2 separate regions of the Homo sapiens genome follow, and region 1 is linked to region 2. Evidence: chromatin contacts called from ENCODE Hi-C or POLR2A ChIA-PET data. All regions are on one chromosome and are shown on one strand. Each heading gives the region's core, a stretch centred on a gene start or an enhancer-like site at or near the end of the contact. The rest is flanking DNA. Distances are from core to core; before and after follow the strand shown. Region 1 has its middle 18 kb from the start of IFNB1. Region 2 has its middle 19 kb from the start of MLLT3.

Region 1 (7,421 bases), core at 3,001-5,500, 460 kb after region 2:
GCCACCACACCCAGCTAATTTTTTGTATTTTGGTAGAGAAGGGATTTCACCATGTTGGCCGGGATGGTCTCGATCTCCTGACGTTGTGATCCGCCCACCTTGGCCTCCCAAAGTGCTGGGAATTACAGGCATGAGCCACCGCACCCAGCCTTGGTTCTTTCATAGGCTTTCCATCTCTCTGGTTGCATTGCCCATCTGTTCTTGCATGCTGTCTACTTTATCTGTCAGAGCACTTAATCATAGTTTAAAATTCCCAGTCTGATAATACCAACATCACTGCCATGTCTGGTTCTGATGCTTGCTCTGTCTCTTCAAATTCTGTCTTTTTGTATTTTAGTATGCTTTGTTATTTTACTACTGCAAATAGGCCTTTAAAAATGTGACAGTAAGGTATTAGGAAGGGGAGGTGTTCTCTAGTCCTACCAGTAGGTCTCTGTTTTTAGTGAGCCTGTGCCTCTGGACTGTGAACTTCGAAAGTGTTTCTGTGTCCTCCCTCCCCCTTTAGGTGGAGCAGGATGGCTAGAACTGGCTGGAGTTGGGTATTTTTCTTCCTTCAAGTCAGTTGAAAATAGGCTCTAATAAAACTCCAGGAGATTAGATTCTAGTCAACTAGCTTTTTCTGACTGCAGACCTTGTTAAGAGGAATGGAGTGCATCCAAATATTCTCACCTTTATTGCTGGAAGCACTAGAGAATTTTTCTCTGATATTTCCTGTGAGAACCAGCTAAATCACCTAGACATAAAATGCAAAAAGTATGAGGACCCTCCTATAACTAAGTCCTCTTGAGTTTTTAATTCTCAGTTGTCCACACTGAGCCTTCACCAATTCATCAATTATAGTCCAGGTTTTCCTGGTTCCCTTAGTGGTTTCCACTGGTGAATCTCTGTTCTGGTTTAAGCTATAACTCTCCAGATTTGCCTGCCCGTTTCTCCAATCTTGGAGGTAGTAATTGTCTCTGTGTCCTCACTTCTCATGGATCCAAACAGAGTTTTTGGATTTTACGTCTGTTCAGCTTGTTAGGCCAGAGTGGCCATTTCCAAGCTCCTTACATGTAGAAGTGGCTATAATTGAATTTTTAATTCAATTAAGAGGATCAAAAAACCAATGAAAACTATTATATTACTACATAGTTATTTCTAAATTGAGAGTGATTTTTTTTTAACCTTGATCACCAATGAAGATTAATCAACTTCTCTCATTTTTTATTTTTGTAAGTGAGCAGGGGACATTTAAGCACATGGTGGGTGGTAAGCATCATTAAGGTGGGAAATCAGACTGCAACAGGATGCTATAAAGGCCAGGACAAGGCAGTTATTTCTTTCACCTGATAAATACACAGTCATTTATTTAATGAATATTTATTATTAATTAATGTATTAATGAATATTAAGTACTTGGTAAATAATATTTATATTTTTATAGGATATTTAATAATATATATTGAGCATTCCATAAATAGAAATAGTGAATATTAGAATATTATTGGGCTATTCTAAAAATGTCTTTCAAAAAAGTTATGCTGTTGGCTTGATATATGTATTGTGCATTGTTTCTGAGTTTATTCCAATGTATTTTATGCTTTATTATTGTTATATTTTGAAGAGAAAGTTATTTTTTCATTACCTGTTCTAATTTTTAATGGGACCAATTTTCATTACATTTCAGGTATATGTGTCTTTCTGTTATTTTAAGTGAACATTTAAAACTTCCTGAATTATAATACTAATATGACAAATATCAATAAATAGAAACACATGAGCACAATCTTTTTGGATGTGTCCACAATTTTTAAGTGTCGATGGCTTCTGAAACCGAAACAGTTGAGAACTGCTGATGTTGATAAGATTTACAAGAGCCTATTTAGGTGGTTAATTTGGCATATAATAGTATTAATCTCTAGTTTTATTGGTTGTCTTCTCTAAATCACAGGAAAACAAATGTGGAATTTTCCTGACCATGGGTAGTGACTGTGGTGTAGCTTCAGATTGCATTTGGAGAAAAGTCCATTGGAAAAGCATGGGGAAGGGAGGTAATGAGGACGCAAAAGGCAGAAGAGCTTCGTTCAAAAACAGTACCCTCCACAATAATAAAATGAAGGGTAATCTCACCAAAGTCTTAATTACATTGGAAAATTTTGCTCAGTGACCAAGAAAGTTCCTGTGAAACTTGGGAATTACAAAGGAAAAGCCTAAGTTCAGGGGAAGGAAAAAGAAGAATTGTTTTTCTCTCTTCAACCTGCTGTTTCCCTCTCACCCTCATTCAGTTCCTGAAGCTGCTTCTTTCCATGCTGGGCTTTATAACCGCAAGCCAACAGCTAGTTGGGTAGGGAATCCACCTTCAGACCTCCGACCTCGTGTGAAGAGGCAGAGCATGCCGCTGAGATCTATGTGCCACTGGTTTCAGACATTTCTCTGTTCCTTTTCCCTTTCCCACATCCTGGATGTCTTGTCATAGTCAAAGGCCTTTGACTAGATCCATTCGTTAGTTTCCGTTCTGTCACCTAAGAATCCAGGAGAGACTAGGCCACTTCACGGGGGCTCTGCCTGTCTTGTTAATGTCGGGATTCCTGACATGATATTAAAATAACGGCACCTTGGACATTGAGAAAACTGCAGAATCAAGAAGGTCATTCACTGACTTTGTCTCACCTTTCTTTGTGAAAGCTGGTCATAAGATAATTATCTGTCCTATCTCCCCTGAAAGTATGTCGTAAGACCCCCATGTGACAGGTGTCCTTCCCTGCTTCTGGAGGAAAGGAATAAAGACACAGGGACACCAAGAATAATCTGAACAGCAGGCCTTCCTAAGTCCCCCCTCAGTTTATTAACAATACTTCATATCCCCTTTGTGTCCAATATGCTTTTACATGACTGTCCATTTTTCATTAAACCTAAGCATAAAAATAGACAGTTTCTCTGGGTCTTTGGATCTTCATTTCTAAAGCCTCTTGTCTCCCATGAAAATTAGTTTAAAAAATTAGTTATGGTTTTCTCTTGTTAATCTTCTTTTATTATAGGGGTATTAACCATGAACCTAGCAATAGGTGAGAAAAGGCACTACTTTTTTTTCCCACACTAATGACAACTTCTGCCTTATGCAAACACAACCAGAGGGTCCTACAGTCTTCACCGCCAGCCACAGTTGGAATGGTCTCATCAATGGATTGATGGCCCAGGGACGCACAAGGGCTGTGCTGAGGCTCAGGAAACAATCCCCCAAAATGACGGCCACAGAAGCAGCCTCAGAAGCAAAACTTTCTCTGACTTTCTCCTGCCCTTCTCTCTGTGGCCCCTTATTCTCTAGAATCTCTCTAGAATCCCTCTTCCCAAGGCAGGCCATAGAAACCAGAATTCCCTTCCCCAAAGCCAGCCATAAAACCTAAACATATTACTTCAACCTCCTCCTTGCCTTTCTGTGTAAAAGCTGACCATAAGGAAATTATGTGACCTGCCTTATCTGATGGTAGAATATAACTCCATTCAGAGAGGGCCCTGCCCCATTCCCAGAGTAAGGAATGTTGCACAAACAAACCCAGAAGAATCTAGACAGACAGGCCTTGCTAGGCTTCCTCACTCAGTCTATTAGCATTAGATCATGCCCTTTTTGTCCAGTCATTTTTCTACATAGCTGTCCAATTCTTCATTAACCTAAGCATAAAAATGGTATCTTTGGGCTTTCATTCTGAAGGCTCCCATGTCACATGAAACTACTATACAATTAATTTGTATGGCTTTTTGCCTATTAATCTGCCTTTTGTCAGATGATTTTTCAGTGAAGCTTCAGAGGTCAAAGGGCTAATTTTCCCCTGGCCCCTACAGCTGCCCACCCAACATTTCTTACCAGGTGCTACCTGGACTCCCTCTGCTAGAAGCTCCACATTGGCCCTATCCAATACAGTCTTCAGTCACCCTCCAGCCTGGGTTTACTTTTCCCTTTGGATACCAGGCATTTCTCTGAGCTGTATGTTATTTAATCCTCACAACCATACTCAGGGGTAAATGCAGCCAGGCCTAGGGTTAAGAAGAGAATACACAGACAACACACTTACAGCAGCTGCTGAATAAGCACCAGCTCCATTCCCTTCACAAACACGTGGACATGTCTATTTTTGGTTTTTCTGTGGGTGCTTCCTATCTTGGAAGCAGTTTCTGGTGCTTCTACAAAGTGAAACCAAAACCCTGTACATCATTAAAACTTACAACCAATTACATTTTTATTTCATCATCAGGGGCTGTACGATGAACCAGGTGGTGCAAAAATAACAATGAGGGTGATGCAACAAGTGAAAAGGAAACTAAATGTGAATTGTCGAATTGGAATTGAAGAATGGAGCGGGTATTCCCCTTTGCCCTGGTGCTTGCCTGAGGCAAGTGCTGCTTATCTTCACAAAGCAGAAGATTCTTCTGGCTGCCTGGAAGATGCCTCTGTTATTTTAGTGAAAACATTTAGCTCCTCGAAAGGTAGAGAGAACCAAGAGGTAAAGTGTGCCATTGTAGACAGCTGGTGTGTGTGCCAGGTAGCAGTGCTTCTGTCTACATCCTGGGATATTTGCTGCGAAATGATTGGCTCAGTCACCAAGTGAATGGCTCTTTCTGCCTCTCCCTTGTGAGTAGTTGAGCTGGCATTAAAAAGTTCCTGGCTAGTTCTTTTGAAATTACCTCACCTTCCTGCAGACCTAGAACATTAGGGAATAATCCTCTAATCAGTTTCAAATAGGAGAGCTCACATGTAAGCAGCCTTATTTAAGTGCCAGGCATCATTCTGAGCATGTTATATAAATTAAACAATTAATCCTCACCACAGTTTTATGAGGTAGGACTGTGGTTATCTTAATTTTACAGATAAGGGAACTGGGCAACGAGAGGTCTGTTTCCTTTCCCCGTTATGACATCCCAAAATAGCATTTTGCTCCTTGAGTTCTAGTAGGAACATTCAAGGCCTGGTTGGCCTTTCCCATCTCTCACTCTGGACCCCTGGAGGGAAGAAAACTTGGTCTTATTCCTAGCTCTCATTTTTCACTTATTTCTTATTTTTAGAAAATGTGCAATTCTGCCAACTCTTTGCTTTAGCTCTTGCTTTCAAATGACTTGCACATCTCTGTCCTTTCTCCCCTTTTCCAAAATTTTCAATGTCATTTGCATCCTTCCATCAGTTCTAAAATGCTAGTTACTTGTGGATGTCTCTCCATTTTACGCCCTGTTCTGAGCCTATGGCTCTTTGCAAATTCAGCACTTGCGGAACACTCATCATTCTGTTCGGTAATCGATGTTTTGTTTTATCCTCTCTTTTCCAGAAGATTCGTGTTTTAAATCTGAACTTTGTCTCCCCAGTCATTAGCACAGTAGCCAATGGTAAAAAGTTAAGTATTGTTTATTGAATAAATATAATGCTGCAATATATGCTTCAATGAGTTTGTGACTGTCAGATATCAAGGAGTTGTCTTGGCAATGTTTGCTGAGGGTTCATTTAATGAATTCTCTTGACAAGAATTTGAGCTCCACCTATCTCATGAGCACATTGATGGGCAATGTGAACAAAGGGAAAATAAAATTCAAAAGAGAATACAATTTATGTTGAAAAGAACATTAAATATTATTTTAGATAAATGTAGCCCCAACACATGTGAGTCTTCTTGCCCCTTCTCTGACTCTCTTGGCATCCAAAAGAAATGCAAATCCATAATCAAAAGTCTTTAAATTTTAATATAGTTCCTCATTAAGGCCCTTGAAGAGACAGCAAAGTGGCAAATTATGTCATAAGTCTATTCAGTAAAACATACTTAGTTCCCGTTTTAACAGGAAATAGAAGCAAATGGAAAACTAACCAATTCATTTTATGAGAATAAAATCATACAACGCAGATAATAAGATCAGCCAACAAATTATAGGACACTTTTATAAACATGAAGATAAAAGTACCATGTTAAATATTAGGAAGTGAAACCCAAAGATGTGCTGTAAATAAAAAACTAGAATGTAACCAAGAATACAATGGTAGCATACGATAATCTGTTCATGTAATTATTAGTATGTGACAAAGGGAAAAAATATACTGATCTCACAAGGTACCAATAAACTCCCACATTAATTAAAAAGCAATACCTTAGCCTACCAAGGCTAGAACCAGTTTAACTCTGATAAATGTTATTGCATCTATTAAGAGTGCCTTCTACTATAAGTAACAGACAACTTAGCTAATTGAGTCTAAAATAATGAAGACATTTGCTCAGTCCACATAATTGGAAATCTGTAGGGCAGTATTCCTACAAGGATGATAGAGAGTTCCCATTGCTGCACATGTCGCCAGCATTTGGTACCATTAGCGTTCTGAACTTTGATCATTCGAGCAGGTGTGTAGTGCCTCCACATTCGTTATTGTAGAACTAGGCCTATAGCAGCAAGGAGAATCTGTGAGAATGTAACACAAGGATTAGGCTTTTTTTCCCCCAAATGACTAGTTGACTGTCCCAACATGGGCTTTTCCCATTGGTTTGAAAAGCCACTTTTACTGTATGCAAAGAAACAATAAATTCAATTTTCTTCTTCTTAACTTTGATTCTGTTTTCTTGACCGATTTCTCTATTCTTGCAATAATCCCGCTTTCTGCAGTCTTACAAGATCATTTTATATTTTACAAGGCAAGTCCCTCTGTAAATTTATTCCTTTCTCAGATTTTCTGATGTATTATTTTTTGATACATTTTGTAGTCAGCTTGTCAAATTCCAATTAAAAATCTTGTTGACGTGTTGTTTGGGAATGCATTGAATTTATGTATAAATGTATAATAAAGCAATTAAAAACAATTCAGTAGATTTTTATTTACTAATAGAAAAAATCTCTAAGATCTATTATTAAGTAAAAAAAGAAACATGATATTTATGAAATACAAACACACTTAATATCCACTGAATATTTCTATATGTATAAATTTATTAAATAAATGAGGAAATGACTAAAAGGATACTCATTAAAGTATTAACTATGTGAAATTGGGATGGTAACAGGTCAATATGACTTTTCACTTGTATGAATTATTCTAATTTTTAATCATGACAATACATTCATGTATTTTTTATAAATATAAATAAACTCAAGAAATCTTTTTTAGTTCTCTAAAGTAACACTCCTTAGGGCAGTTACTTAACTTTGCATCTGCTTATCCATCTTTTTGTGAGCTTCATCCTGCTTTGCTCTTTTTACTCCACTTTGAACAGTCAAGTAGACTTTTTGCTCCTGAATAAGAAGCTTCATTGTGATTCGCCAACCTTTACCTCAATGGACTAAGCAGAGATAGGACTCAGTCTATGATCAACTCATTACTGATTAACTCATGATCACCAAGGTATTGATTGACAAATTCATTAGACTTTTCTCAGTTTTAATAGCAACATTAATGATAATCCAGTTTAAGGGCCAAGTAT
Region 2 (7,071 bases), core at 1,893-4,392:
CTTTGAGTCTAAGCTTATGCAATCACCTCTCAAATCACTTGCTTTTCTCTTCCACCTTGGCATTCCAGGAGGAGCATCACTACTCTCCACCTGTCTTCTTCTTTGGCCAATAGTAGGTAAAAAAAGAGCCAACAACAGAGTAGGATTCCTCTCCCCCCAATTCATATCTCGCTTCTCCTATAAAAAGACATAGAGAGAGGAAGAAACAATAAATACTATTTAAATAAATGATTGTGCTTGGTTTCTTCCACCTAGATTTTGTGTAGAACTACTTGCTGTGAGAAAGTAAAAAAAAAAAAAAAAAAAAAAAAAGCCTAATTGAGATTTGCATATTCAAATACAAGACAAGGAAAATGCACCCAATCTGAGATGGGAGCTTAGAGAAAGAATAACTGAGGCATTAACACTTGAGATGATACTGGAGGGTAAGAGTTTATCACAAGGATGAGGAGAGGGTGTCACAAGGATGAGAATGAAATTGGGAGCAAACATTTAACAGATATTCTTCCTTCAGCCTGGAAAGACACTAGGAAGGGTGGGGGTGGGGGGGCACTGAGAAAGGAGAAGGTATGGCAAGCTCAGTAGCTATACTTATTCTAAGGTCTGACTGAAGGAAAGTGTTGGGAGATGAGGAATCTCCTCAGAAAGGGTATTCTGTTCATGCTCAACAGATTAAGAGTTTTCTATGCCTGACAAGAAACCACTGAAAAAATTTGAGCAGAGGTATGATATAATCAGATCACAGTATGAGAATATTTGTCACAGTCCTCAGGAACGTGCCATGCAAAGCCATGGTTACTGGCAAACTAGTTATTAAATGGACCAGAAAAAGAAAAACAAAACATTGAAGAGCTCTTCAAAAGGGAATATGAAACCAATGAAAACGATGAAAATATTTAAATATATGAAACAACATAAGTCAAAAAATGTTAAGGCTGGGTGCAGTGGCTAATGTCTATAATCTCAGCAGTTTGGGAGGCTGAGGTGGAAAGATTGCTTGAGGCCAGAAATTAGAGACCGCCCTGGGAAACACAGAGAAACCCCGTCTCTACAAGGAATTTTTTTTCTTTTAATTAGCTGGGCATGGTGGTGTGCACGTGTAGTCCCAGGTACTCGGGAAGCTGAAGTGGGAGGATTGCTTGAGTCCAGGAGTTTGAGGTTACAGTGGGCTATGATAGTGCCACTGCACTCCAGCCTGGGTAACTGAATGAGACCTTGTCTCTAAAACTAAAAAGCAATAAATAAATAATAAATAAATCAATAAATAAATAAAAAGAGAAAATAAAGATTTTAAACTATGTAAGCTAAAAATGTACTTAAGGATGAAGAAGAGATAGTTCACAGAATGAACAAATTCTTGACCTCAATACTGATCCAGTAAGGATCAGGGAGCATGCATTTTCCAAACTGTCTCCAACAATAGCAAATAATGGTCAATGGCTGGATATTCTAAACCAATGTAAAGTAATGTATAGAAAAGTCATAAGGACTGGCTTTTGGTCTCTGATTGCCTCACTAAATAGCACTTTATTTTGTTTTTTATTTTAAAAAGTAGAATGAGATTTGTTTTAATCCTTAGCATATATGTTTATTGGGCTTTCTGCAGGTTATTGACTTTTTTTTAGAGACAATCTCACTCTATCCCCCAGGCTGGAATGCAGTGCTGTGATCATGGCTCACTGCAGCCTTGAACTCCTGGGCTCAAGTGATCCTCCCACCTCAGCCTCCCAAATAGCTGCCACTGCAGGTGCATGCCACCACACTCAGCTAATTTTTTAAAAAGATTTTTGTAGAGATAGGGTCTTACTATGTTGCCCAGCCTGATAGGTTTTTATTTATTTATTTACTTATTTATTGTCATAGGGTCTCACTATGTCACCCAGGCTGATGTACAGTGACATAATCATGGCTCACTGCAGCGTCAACCTCCTGGGCTCAAGTGATCCTCCCAACTCAGCCTCCTGAGTAGCTGGGACTACAGCCATGCACCACCACACCTGACAAATTTTTGTATTTTTTGTAAAGACAGGGTTTTGCCACGTTGCCCAGGCTGGTCCCAAACTCCTGAGCTCAAGCGATCTACCTGTCCCAGCCTCCCAAAGTGCTGAGATTACAGGTGTGAGCCACAGCTCCCAGCTCCAGGCTGGCAGGTTATTGACTTAAAATTTCAATTTTTACATTCTTTCCTAATGTTTCATCACAGTTTATTTTCTAAAACTGATATTCTATATATGGTTTTATTTAGTTTAATACTTGTTCATTGAGAAATATTTCTTGAATGCCTATTTTTTTTTCCTTAGGCCCTAAGGAACCAATAATTAATAAAGACAGATGGACAAATCTGGCTGCTGTCTTTATGGAGTTTACAGTCTAGTGGAAAGCAAACAATTATAATGTTATATGTGTAAAGAACATGACAGAAACTCAGCTTGCCTACCCAATATTTATTCGCCACATCTTTCTTGTGAAGAGAATCCCAGCTTAGTTAGGGGTAAGCAACATGCCCAATTGTAGCAGATTGTATTTCCCCAAAATGGCCACAGTAATATTTTGTTTTTTGTTTTTTTTGTTTTTGAGATGGAATCTCAGTCTTGTCGCTCAGGCTGGGGTGCAGTGGCACGATCTCGGCTCACTGCAACCTCCGCCTCCCAGGTTCAAGCTATTCTCCCGCCTCAGCCTCCTGAAGTAGTTGGGATTACAGGCATGCGCCACTACATCTGGCTAATTTTTGTATTTTTTCAGTAGAGACGGGGTTTCACCATGTTGGCCAGGCTGGTCTCAAATTCCTGACCTCAAATGATCCACCTGCCTCGGCCTCCCAAAGAGCTGGGATTATAGGCGTGAGCCACTGGGCCCAGCCCACAGCAATATTTTGGTCCACTTGCTCTTCCATACCTCGCCACCCCCAGATCAAGTTGTAAAATCGACTTCTCTTCCCCTTTAACCAGGCAGACCTTTGTATTTTCCACAATGAATAGAATACAGCACAAGTGATAATGTGTGACTTCCAGGTCATAAAAGGCGATATGGTTTCTACCTCAGTCTCTCTTGGGACCCTCACCCTTGGGACTCAGCTATCGTGGTGTGGGAATCCAAGAACCCACATGAAAAGCTCATGTGTAGGTGTTCTAACCACAGTTCCAACTGTGTGAGTCTTCTTGGCCGGCAGCCAGCAACAATTGCCTCTAGGCTGATGCCAAGTGAAGCAGAGACAAGCTGTCTCTGCTAAGCTTTGCCCAAATGGCCTATTTGTGAGAAAAACACATTTTCATTCTAAGCCATTAACTTTTGAGTTGGTTTGTTTCACAGTAATAGAAACCTGGAAGATCTGCTTAAAAAATTGCTTTACCCAGCCTTCCTGGCAGATTGGTTAGGCATGTGACATAATTTTGACCAATGAGATAGAAAGAGAAGCCCATGGGTGAGGCTTCTGAGAAAGACTCAGCAGATACATGACTGTAAGATCTGGACCCTTTGTTCCTCCTTCTGCCTACGGCGCAGTGACAGCTAGAGCTCCAGCACCATTTTGTAAGAATGAGAACAAGAGCCACACTTTAAAGATTCCAGGACAGACATGTAGAAAAGGTGCTCAGCATTTTTAATCATTAGGGAAATGCAAGTGAAAACTGCAATGAGAAATCATTTCACACTTCTAAAAGGACAAACATTAAAAAGATTGACACACTAGATTTTGATGTGGATGTGGAACAAGTAGAATTTGCATACATTTCTAGTTGGAGTATAAAATAATACCAATCTTTGATAAACTGTTTAACAGTTTCTAATAAAGATAAAAATATACCTATTCTATGATCCATCTGGATTCAACTTCTAGGTGTTTATGAAACATAAAGACATATCTTCACAAAAAGACTTACGTAAGAATGTTCATAGTAGATTTATTTGTTATAGGCCAAAATAGGGAATAGTCCGTATGTCCACCAATATGAAAATTGGTAAAATGGATAAATTGTGCCACATATACTACATTGGAATACTGTTCAGTAATAAAATAAGAATGAACTACTCATATATGCAACAACATAAATGAATCTGAAAAACGTTATGTTGAGCAAAAGAAGCAAAATACATGAATATACATATACTATCTGATTCTACTTACATGGCATTCCAACACATGCGAAACCAATGAATTGTGGTAGAAATTAGAACAGTAACTGCATTTTAGAGGAATTGACCAAAAAGGCACAAAGGAATTATTTGGGGTGCTGGAAAAGTTCTACTTTGGAAACCAGTTGGGATATTGGTTACCCAGAGGTATACAGTCATCAGAATTCATCAGACTACTCACTAAGTTATGTATACTTTACTAGATGTATATTATAAAACATTAGTTCACTAAAAATAAATATGGTCATACTTTTCAATGGCTTATTTACTAGTGAGATCCACTGAAAGGAGCTATGACTTAAATATTATTGATTTGCTGTGATAGCTAACTTACAGCAGCAATGTTTAAACTAATACTAGGAATGAAAATATTTTGGTGACCAGGTCTCACCTACAAGTAAAATACTATCTCCAATTCGTTTACCCAAAACAAATATATTCTATGTTCTACATCAAAACATGTTCAACATGTTTTATTTCTCCTTTTCCCAAGCTAAGATAACCATAACAAGGTTATTTAGGCAAATCCCCATACCAGCAACTGACAGGGTTTCTTGATAAAGGTGATATCTCAGCTGAGATCTGGGTTACAGAAGGATTTATCAGCCAAAAAGGAAGAGAGAGAACAGAAGTAAAATGAAGCCCCAGGGACAAGGGAAAAATACACACACACACACACACACACACGCACACACACAGGAGAGAGAGAGAGAGAGAAAGAGAGGTGGAGAGACAAGCAGGCAGTCAGAAACAGAGAGATAAAGAAACTGAAAGATGGTCAGTGTCCATTGAAAAGGCTTAAACAACTATCTAAACAGGAGAAATAGTGCTTGATTGAGAAAGAACACAGAGAATCTTGAGAAGTATCTTCATCTGGATGGTGGTTAAATGGGTATGCACATATGTAAAACCCATTAAACTTTACATTTATATTAGCACACTTCACATATTTACTGTACATATGTTATACTTCAATTTCAAAAACAGAGAGGACTGAGTCCTAGACGACAGTTAAAAGGAGGTATGTGGAGAAAAGTGGCTAGAATGGAGATCTGTTTAGGTGGTAGATTTGATTAGGCCTGGTGACAGTTTGGATGAGAGAGGGAAGAATATAAGTATGAGACACCTTCACTTCTGAGTTGGGCAGCTGGTTGAATAATGGTGCAAATAACCTAGATAGGAAGGAGGAAAGTTTAGGGAATGCGGAATGGTCAGCTTTGGACATGTTAGGGTTCTGAATAACATCTAAATAGAAAAAGCATCTTTGTTAGTGTGGCTGGTAACACAGGAGCGCAGTTAAATATTTGTGGAATAAATAAATGCTCAGTAAACAGTTGAATAACTAGGTGTGAACATCAGGAGAGAAATCTGAAGTAATGAGACATATTTAGTAAACCTTAGTGTTAGAAAGTGCTGTTTTTCTATACAATAGAGCTTTAGCTGGGCACACGATTCCCCAAATATAGACTACATTTCCCAGCCTCTGTGCAGCTAATTGTGGCCATATGATTAGGTTCTCATTTGTGGGATTTATTAGAAATGATGTTTTCACTTTCTCAATTATGCCTTTTGTAGGAAAGAAGCATGTCGCTGCTTCCCATGGGGTTGAATGCAAATATGATAGTGAGGTCATTTTGACCACATGGATGAGGGTCGTACCCAGTGGCTGTCATACATTAAAAGGACCTCAGGTTCTCTAACCTACTGGGCCACCATATTATTCCTGGACAATATACACAAAATATTACATGAGAAATAACTCTTTATCTTATTTGAGTATTTTTTGTCTCTTGTTACCTCATTCTAGCCTTTATCCAAGCTAATCCAACTATTATTAAAACCAGGGGAGAATGTGACTAATGAGAAGTATCAGGAGAGTGTGGAATTGTGAAGGCTAGGGAAAAGGACAAGAAAAGAGTAGTCCACCGTGTTACAGGCTTTTCAAGGAGGAAAGGATTCATAAGGCATCACCTCAGGATGTTGAATTTTATTGTGTTTGGATCATTGTTACCTAATCACTTAACCACAGCACCGCACGAAGCAGCTCTATCTCACTAATTAGGCTAAGTCCAGTAAATTTCTTCTAATTTTTGTTTCTGATCTATTTTGGCTGGTGTGAATGTTAAGACTGAGTGTCAACTTGATTGGATTGAAGGATGCAAAGTATTGTTCCTGATGTGTCTCTGAGGGTGTTGCCAAAGGGGATTAACATTTGAGTCAGTGGACTGGGAGAGGCAGATCCACCCTCAAGCTGGTCGGGCACCACCTAATCAGCCGCCAAGCAGAAGTTGTAAACAGCAGACTTGCTGAATCTTCCAGTCTTCATCTTTCTCCCGTGCTGGATGCTTCCTGTCATTGAACATCAGACTCCAAGTTCTTCACTTTTGGACTCTTGGACTTACATGGGTGGTTTGCTGGGGGCTCTCATGCCTTCAACCACAGACTGAAGGCTGCACTGTCGGCTTCCCTACTTCTGAGGTTTGGGGACTCGCACTGGCTTCCTTGCTGCTCAGCTTGCAGATGGCCTACTGTGGGACTTCGCCTTGCGATTGTGTGAGTCAATTCTCCTAATAAACTCCCCTTCATATATACGTATATCCTAGTAGTTCTGTCCCTTTAGAAACCCTGGCTAATCCAGCTAGTAAACATGACTTTGTCTTGGCTAAAAATCTCACCAACACCTCTCATTCAAGAAGAATTTCATCGCTCTAATATTGTATTTCAATAGACACTATAAAAGGTGCTAGTATTGGATCCAGTTTAATTCCAAACTAATTAAGCTTGGACTAGAACCAACTGCAATGAATCAAAGCAATCAGCACCTTTTACCCAAAATTATACAGTAGGTTAATCTAGCAAAAGGAAAGAATACACATTTCAGGCCAGGGTCATTATGTTAGTCAATTATCTTTTTGTGCAGGGGACAGAGACTAAGGGATC

What was found. A loop is a pair of places that touch in the nucleus more often than their neighbours do. ChIA-PET counts read pairs that join two places held with the same protein, here RNA polymerase II (POLR2A). Pooled maps may share reads with other maps.
Region 1: a loop to region 2 is called in a pooled map, with 4 times the contacts of the local background. The contact joins two enhancer-like sites. A Hi-C loop is called at or near these places in 1 of 168 maps with a recorded cell type or tissue (GM11168) and 5 of 50 pooled maps. POLR2A ChIA-PET finds 5 or more read pairs at or near these places in 1 of 52 experiments (activated T-cell).

The regions. Positions count from the first base shown.
Region 1 is chr9:21,092,246-21,099,666 of GRCh38, forward strand. No RefSeq gene overlaps it. Among named protein-coding and RNA genes, the nearest start is that of IFNB1, 18 kb to the left of the region's middle. RefSeq lists enhancers at 4,078-4,347, 4,245-4,539. Within about 2 kb of position 4,251, at least 10 of the 41 ENCODE cell types and tissues checked have a DNase peak (open chromatin) inside an H3K27ac peak, as active enhancers do.
Region 2 is chr9:20,637,474-20,644,544 of GRCh38, forward strand. No RefSeq gene overlaps it. Among named protein-coding and RNA genes, the nearest start is that of MLLT3, 19 kb to the left of the region's middle. Within about 2 kb of position 3,143, at least 2 of the 41 ENCODE cell types and tissues checked have a DNase peak (open chromatin) inside an H3K27ac peak, as active enhancers do.